Regions from separate parts of the Mus musculus genome. Here region 2 is linked to region 1. A link is a loop called in an ENCODE intact Hi-C map of the cell type or tissue named here. Cell type or tissue: left cerebral cortex. All regions are shown on one strand.

Region 1 (4,000 bases):
CTCTTTCTCTCCTATACACTCCGCCCAATCTCTACCTGCGCTCTCCGCCCCTGGCCCTACCCAGTCTTTACCATATTCCCCGCCCCATTTTCTTTACCTATGCTCCACTCACTCTATATGACCCCGCCTCTGGCTCCGCCTCTGAACTGCCCACTCTAATGCCCCCAAGCCTCTTTGCTGTCTTCACCCTCGTTCCTTCTGTGCCCTTAGCCAGCCCCAACCCAGACCACAGAGCCTGCCCCCTTTCCCTGCCTTCCTCTCCGCTGGCCCTAGCCTCACCTCTATTCTTTCTTCACCCCTATTCCTTCCCCGCTTCCCTTGATGCGTGCTGGGCCCTTCTTCCATCCCCCTCTTCCCCTGCTCCTACTTCATTTGCCTAGTTCCACCCCCATTATTCCCACATGCTCCACTCTCCTCCTCTGGGCCCACTTCGTCCCACCTACCTGGCCTCACCTCTAGCCCTCATACATGACTTCTTATTCACTACCTGCTAGCTCCGCCCCATCACTTCCCTGTGCCACGCCCCCATGGCCCCTCCCACAGCCTTCACACCAGCCCTGCCTCTCTGCCCCGCCTCCCACTCCCATGCTTGTTTCCCCCACACTACCACTCCCCGACGGCGTGGACTCATCCTATGCTGGACCGTGGCTTTCAGCATAAGCGCTGCCTCTACCCATTCACACTCCACTTGTCTTTGCCCACTTCTCTCCACTCTCAGGTTACAGTATCTGACAGTCTAGCATACAGGAAGGTTTGGTGTCTTAGCTGGCCGTCCTCACTTCTCAGTCCCTTCACGATTCTTGCCAGGCTTAGTCTCCTGGAGCTCTAGGTGATCTGCGACAATCTGGGGCTGGCACTGATTGCTTCAGTAGGGCCTATTCTGACCCTGGTCCTGGCCACATGCCCCATGGGGGCCATAAAGATAAGACCAGGAATTAAGTGGGAACAGTACCCTAAGTCCTTACAAACTGGGACCTGTTAATGGGGGCCAGGAGTCTTCAGGACCGAGGCACAGAGAGATGCATTTGTCTGGATACCCCTCCTCTTGCCTGCATTCCCACTTCTTCGTGGAAGCCTGCTTGGTTCTACCCATGCCTGGGGGCTTTCTTGTCATCTTGCTAGCCTCTCTCTCACAGAGCAAAGTTCCTAGAAGTGTCTGTTTTTTTTTAATGGTCTCTTCTTACCGTAGTTCAGGTTGGTCTAGGATTCAGGGTTCTTGTGCCTCAGCCTCTAGAGTGTTGGAATGACAGGTGTGTATTACCATACATACCAGGGAACAGTGTGTGCCCCCTGACCTTCTTTCACAACTCTGTAAGCCACAGAGGTGACCTGTTGGAGGCTCCAGTGAGTTATAACAATGTCAATGTGCAAGCCCCCAAGGCTTTGCATAGTCTACAGCTCTGGGGGTATGATTGTAGCTCAGTACTATTTAAACTACGTGTGGTGCCTCATGTCTGTTATCCCAGCACTTGGAAAGTGCAGGCAGGTTGAGGCCAGCCTGGGCTACAGAGACCCTGCCCTTACTCCTACCCCACCATGGAACTAAAGGAGGAAGGAAAGGAGAGAAGGAAAGAGTGAAGGAGAGAGAGTGGGAGAGAGAGAGAGAGAGAGAGAGAGAGGGAGAGAGAGAGAGAGAGAGATGGAGTCAAGACATGAAATCAGGCAGGGACAGGAAGTAGTTGGGGATATATTTTGTCAATGAAGGGGACAAGACTAGATCCCATTTTAATGTCTTCTTCTTCATGAGAGGATGAAGCAGGAGGATCAAAAGTTGAGGTTAGTCTAGTTATAGGGTGAGTTGAAGGCCAGCCTGAGCAGGTTAGAGTGATGCTATTGTAAAATGAAAGGTAAAAAGAGAGCTGTGAGTTTGGATCAGTAGTATGGCATCTGCCTAGAATCCCCCAGTGAGGGGCTGGGGTGTGGCTCAGTGGTAGAGCCCCTGCCTAGCAAGAGGGTCTTGGTACCATCCCCAGAAGTGCAAATTGAATAAGTAAATAAACAAACCCCTTCCTGGTTCAAATGTCAATTGGGACAACTCTTCTGGAATGTACACTGACCTTAAAAAAAAAAAAAAAAACAACAAAAACACCCTGTTGGTCCAGAAAATCTAACCCAAAGAATTAGTTCTAAATATAGAAAGGCTTTACATGCTAAGATGTTGGTGGCAATAGCAAGCACTGCAGGTGGCTGAGGAGCACAAGAAGGTGCGGATGTCACATGCCTCCCAGCAGGGAACAATAAGAACGCTATATTGAAAAACCCAGGAAAATCAGTGCAATCATGTGTAAGCTCTCCAGCGAAATCTTAAGCCCCCAAGATATGTACATGGTTAGAAAGGATTTAGAATAATATGGAAAGCCAGAAGTATGAAAGTGTGAAGTGACACAGAAATAGGAAGTGGGACAGAATCCAGAAGATGACTTCCACTCTCTCAGTCTAGAAAAACCAGAGGAGCAGGGTAAAGTGGCTTTCTGGGAAATGACAAATGAGCAGAAACCTGCCATCAGAAGAGAAAGAACTAGGAGGCTGGGGAGATGGCTCAATTAATAACATACTTGCTGGGCAAGCATGAGGACTCAAGTTAAAAAATCCCTAGAGCCCACATTAAAAATGGTGACATGTGCCTGTAATCCCAGCACTGGGAGGAAGAGATGAGAGAGAGAGAGAGAGAGAGAGAGAGAGGGGGGGGGGGGAGGGGAGAGGGGAGGAGAGGGGACAGGAGAGAGGGGACAGGAGAGAGGGGACAGGAGAGAGGAGAGAGGAGAGAGGAGAGAGGAGAGAGGAGAGAGGAGAGAGGAGAGAGGAGAGAGGAGAGAGGAGAGAGGAGAGAGGAGAGAGGAGAGAGGAGAGAGGAGAGAGGAGAGAGGAGAGAGGAGAGAGGAGAGAGGAGAGAGGAGAGAGGAGAGAGGAGAGAGGAGGAGAAAGGAGAGAGGAGGAGAAAGGAGAGAGGAGAGAGGAGAGAGGAGAGAGGAGAGAGGAGAGAGGAGAGAGGAGAGAGGAGAGAGGAGAGAGGAGAGAGAGAGACCCTGTGGCTAACTCTCTGCCATTCTAGCCATGTCAACTAGCTCTAGGTTCAGTGAGAGATTCTGTCTCAATAAATATGGTGGGACTGACAAGATGTCTCAGTGACACACTACACACACAGACTCACACACACATACACGTGCACGGTGGACACATGCACAGACACACACACATACATGCACACACACAGACACACATATGCACGTGCACACACATGCACACATGTGCACAAACACATACACATGGACACACACACATGGACACACACATGGACACACACATGCACAGACACACAAATGCACATGCACATACACATACATGCATGCACACAGACATGCACACATATATGCACACATGCACGTGCACACACATACACATGCACACATGCGCACAAACACACACACGGACACACATGCATGGACACACACACACAAAGAAACTTACGTAGAATAAGATCTGGAGTCTAGAGAGACTAGTATAATAAAGAATTCTTATTTCTCTGCTCCCACACACTGGGCTTTAAGTCATAAGGAGATCCTATGAAAGTTTTAAAAGTGGAGGAACCCGAGTTCTTAAAAGCACAGGGAGAAAAAGATGCTTCAACTCCATGAAGGTTACCCTAAGAAAACAACAGTCCATCTTTGAATAATAGCAGAAAAATCTAACTATAGCAACAAGAGCTGAGGGCATTTTGGAAAACAGGGATATGCTACACTGCAAGTGACAGGGGTCTCTCTAAAGAATACATATATATTTTTTAATTTTATGCTTGTGCTTTGTCTGCACATTTAGATGTACATCTGTGTCTACCTACTGCCCAAGCTGGTCAGAAAGGAGCATTGTGTCCCCTGGAACTGAAATTACAGTTGTGACTCACCATGTGTGTGCTGGGATTGAGCCCAGGGACCTCTGCAAGAACAAGTATCTTAACAACAGAGCCATCTCTACAGCTTCCCACCCCGTGTGTGTGTGTGTG
Region 2 (4,000 bases), 120 kb after region 1:
ACTTAAGACCAAGGAGTTGGTTCACTAGGTTGAGTGCGTGCTGTGCACACATGGGAACCTGAGTTCACATTCCAGAACCGATGTAAAAGGCTGGTGCCTGTACCACCAAAACTTGCAGCGAGGAACTGCCGGAGGCAGAGACAGGTAGATTTCTAAGGCCCACTGGCTAGCCAGCCAGCCTGGTTAGCAAGCTTTGGGTTCAGTGAGAGACCCTGTCTGAAAATAAGGGAGGAGTGTGATTGAGACAGGCATGCAATGTCACCTACTGGCCTATGTGTGTACACACAGAGGCAAGCACCAATGCATGCACCATGCAAGCACACACATGCAATTAAAAATAATACTTGGAAAGGGGGCAGGAAGGAAGGAGAGGAGCGAATCTGCATGGGTGAGAAGCTGGACTCTGGCTCTCTCGGCCAGGCTTTCTAAAACCCTGCCTCTCATTGCAGGTTTATGAATGACCGAGTCCCGGCGCACAAGAGGTACCAGCCCACTGAGTATGAACACGCAGCAAACTGTGCCACCCATGCTGTGAGTTAACTTGTGGGGTGCTGACATGGGGACCCTTCAGGGTGGGGGCAAGGAAGGCACTCTTCCTCAATCCGTTGTGTATATGTTGTCTCTGTGTGTGTATAAGCAGGTGCCCATGGCAGTCAGAAGAGGAGGTCAGGTGCCCTGGAGCTGGAGTTACAGGCAGTTGTAAGCCGCTCAATGTGGGTGCTGGGATGGAACCCAGGTTTTCTAAAAGAGCACTGAAGGCTGGATGTGATGGTTATGGTTGTGATGGTCTCCTCCTCCTCCTCCTCCTCCTCCTCCTCCTCCTCCTCCTCCTCCTCCTCCTCCTCCTCCTCCAAGACAGGGTTTCACTGTGTAGCCCAGGTTGGCCTTGAACTCAGAGATCCACCTGCTTCTGCCACTGGAGTGTGGTGGTGATTAAAGGAGGGGGCCACCACCGCCTGGCCTATGGTGCACATCTTTAGTTTCAGCACTTGGGAGGCAGAGGTAGGAGAATCTTTGTGTGTCTGTTGCCATTCTGGCTTAGAGAGTGAGCTCCAGGACAGCCAGAGCCACATAAAAAGATCCTGTCTCAAGGAAGGAGGAGGAAGAGGAGGAGGAGGAGGAGGAGGAGGAGGAGGAGGAGGAGGAGAAGGAGGAAGGAAGGAAGGAAGGAAGGAAGGAAGGAAGGAAGGAAGGAAGGAAGGAAGAGAAAACAGTCGTCTCTTTGGCTCTTTATTTATATTTTTGTGTGTGGGCGCCTGTATGGAGTTGGAGGCAGCTCTCAGGGGTCAGTTCTCCATGTGCACTGTGGGGCTCAGGGCTCAAACTCAGGGGTCAGACTTCCATAAAAACTTCGGCCCACTCCACCTTATTTTGTAGGATTCTCTGTCACACTCACCTGCTGACCCCAGGGATCTGCCTGTATCTGCGTCCCAATGCTGGGCTTCCAAAAACACACCAAGTGGCTCGTCTTTTGACACGGGTGCTGGGAATGTGAATTCAGGTCCTCATGCTTTACTGATGGAGCTGTCTTTCCGGTCCTTCCTGTCCCCTCCGGTGTGACCTGCTCTCAGGGCCCCATAGGATGACAAGGATCTAAGGAAAGCACTACGGACTATGGAACTGAGTACGCCTCTCACTCAACAAACCCCCAGTGGCTTCCTAGTACCCAGCAGAACATGTACCCGCTCTGGCTTGTCTCTGGCAGGCCCCAGCTCTCCGCTCACACAGCCACACTGCCACACTCTTGTCCAGAGCCCCTGACTTCCTCTGCTGCTTGCCATTCCCATGACTTCATGCCTTTGCATGTGGTGTCCCCATGGAAACTTCATGCCTTTACACATGCCGTCCCCCTCCCGGGAACACTTGCCACCCCGATCCACCCTGCCTATCCAACCCCTTTCACTATGCAGCCAAGGATGAGCTTGAGTTTAGTCCACACCTCCTGAGTGCTGGGATTGCAGGTGTATACTACTCTGCCTGCTTTATGTGCTGCTGGGGATGTCATTTGGGAATGACACACAAGCCCTCTGTCAACACAACTATGGGACTGTACATTCCATAAACCTTGAAAGAAGACTGGAGACATAGTTCAGTTGGTAGAGCCTTGAACAACAGTGAGAGGGAGGCCTTGGGCACCATTCCCAGCACTGCAAACCAGAAAATAAACCTAGAAGGACTTTTGGACTTTTCATCCTAAAGCAATGATAAATGTTTAAGACGATAGCTGTCTTTGACCTGAGTTTGGTTCTCAGCATCCATAGCTGACAGCTCACAACAACCTGTAGCGCCATCTTCAGGGGACTCTACTGCCCTCTTCTGGCGTCCATTGGTACCTGCACTCACATGCACCACCTCTTAACATAGTTAAAAAATAAGTACTTGCCGGGCGGTGGTGGCGCACGCTTTAATCCTAGCACTTGGGAGGCAGAGACAGGCGGATTTCTGAGTTCGAGGCCAGCCTGGTCTACAAAGTGAGTTCCAGGACAGCCAAGACTACAGAGAAACCCTGTCTCGAAAAACCAAAAAAAAAAAAAGTACTTAATTGATGATGATGTGTTGGTTGTGAAGAAGAAGAAGAAAGGAAGAAGGAGGAGGAGAAGGAGAAGGAGGAGGAGGAAGAGGAAGAGGAGGAGGAGGAGGTAGAAGAGGAGGAAGAGAAAATCTGCATAGAGCCAGGTGTGTTGACACAGGCCTGTGACTCTAGCCTTTGGGAGGCTGAGACAGGAGATAGTTAGAGTTTGAGACTCGTCTGCTGAGAGAGCCATTTTCAAACAGAAATTTCATGGTACCACATTAGCATGTACAACTTAAAAAAATCTTGTGTGTGTGTGTTTGTATGCAAGAGTGTGAGCACCTGTGTGTTGAGAGCGGGGACAGTTGCAGGTGTCATTTCTTACCGTCCACCTTGCTGGTCTGTTTCACTGGTGTAACCCAGGCTGGCTGGTCCATGAGAATTTGTGTATTCTTTCTTCTCAATGTGGAAATGTTGGGATAATGTAGAAGCCGCAGGATTATAGACATGTGCTGCCATGTCACCTAAACCACAGGAATAAGGGTCCTAAATAGAGGTGTTGAGGAGACAGAACAGGAATGGGGAAATAAAGAAGACTGAACACTGATATCAGGAGATCTGCAAGCACTCGTGACTCATACCATAAGCATAGCATCCTTTTTTTTTTCTTCTCTCTCTCTTTTTTTTTTTTTTTTTTTTTTGAGACAGATTTTCTCTGTTGAGCCCTGGCTGTCCTGGAATTCACTTTGTAGACCAGGCTGGCCTCGAACTCAGAAATCCACCTGCCTCTCTGCCTCCCGAGTGCTAGGATTAAAGGCATGCATCACCACGCCCGGCCTTCTTTTTTGGGTTTTTGTTGTTGCTTTTGTTGTTGTTTCTTTCCAGAGACAATGTTTCTCTGTGCAGTCCTGGCTGCCCTGGAACTCACTGTGTAGACCAGGCTAGCCTCACAGATCCTCATGCCTCTGCCTCCCGAGTGCTAGGATTTAAGGCGTGCATCGTCCTAGATACTATTTGCAGGGGCAAATGAGACAGAGTCAGCAGAAATCTATCACACAATGGGATGAAGTCAGCAGAAAGCTAATCAAGCAATGTTGCACAAAAGGGACACAGCGTATCTCACGTGTGTCACAGACACAGTGGCCTTGGGACTGATAAGCACAGCCCTTAGTAGGAAAGAGTTGGGTTCCCGGGATCTGGAGTTGCACCTCCCCCAAGATTCTGGCCCCAGGCCATTACTGGCTCTGTCAAGCATGTTCATGCTTTTAGACAAAGAACTATGTTCCTTCTCCACCCATCAGGGACTCAGGGAAAGCCTTGGATTGCCCTGGCTCCAACAACCTTGTCTGGCACTATGTGGGGTTCTCGGGATCTGGACTCAGGTCTTCACAGTTGTGTGGCAAGTGCCTTTCCCATGAGCTAGTCCTCCAGTCCACTATGTGCAAGTTTTATTTTGTGATTGTAATTTCCTGTCTATGGATATTTTTC

What was found. A loop is a pair of places that touch in the nucleus more often than their neighbours do. Peaks named below come from ENCODE experiments on the same cell type or tissue, not always from the same donor. Only the 100,000 strongest peaks of a DNase experiment are listed, where the experiment ranks them.
Region 2: a loop joins it to region 1, with 2.2 times the contacts of the local background. A loop is called at or near these places in 23 of 42 quality-filtered maps.

The regions. Positions count from the first base shown.
Region 1 is chr5:142,697,854-142,701,853 of GRCm38, reverse strand. It overlaps a transcript of Slc29a4 not described here. Among named protein-coding and RNA genes, the nearest start is that of Slc29a4, 2.2 kb to the left of the region's middle. In left cerebral cortex, no CTCF peak of the experiment used is centred here; DNase peaks (open chromatin) are centred at 537, 2,405 and 3,907; H3K4me3 peaks cover 167 bases.
Region 2 is chr5:142,576,712-142,580,711 of GRCm38, reverse strand. It overlaps Mmd2 (monocyte to macrophage differentiation-associated 2), which reads left to right. Exons shown (of 7, transcript NM_175217.6): 2 at 450-531. Among named protein-coding and RNA genes, the nearest start is that of Radil, 28 kb to the right of the region's middle. In left cerebral cortex, a CTCF peak has its summit at 2,331 (motif pointing left); a DNase peak (open chromatin) is centred at 3,766.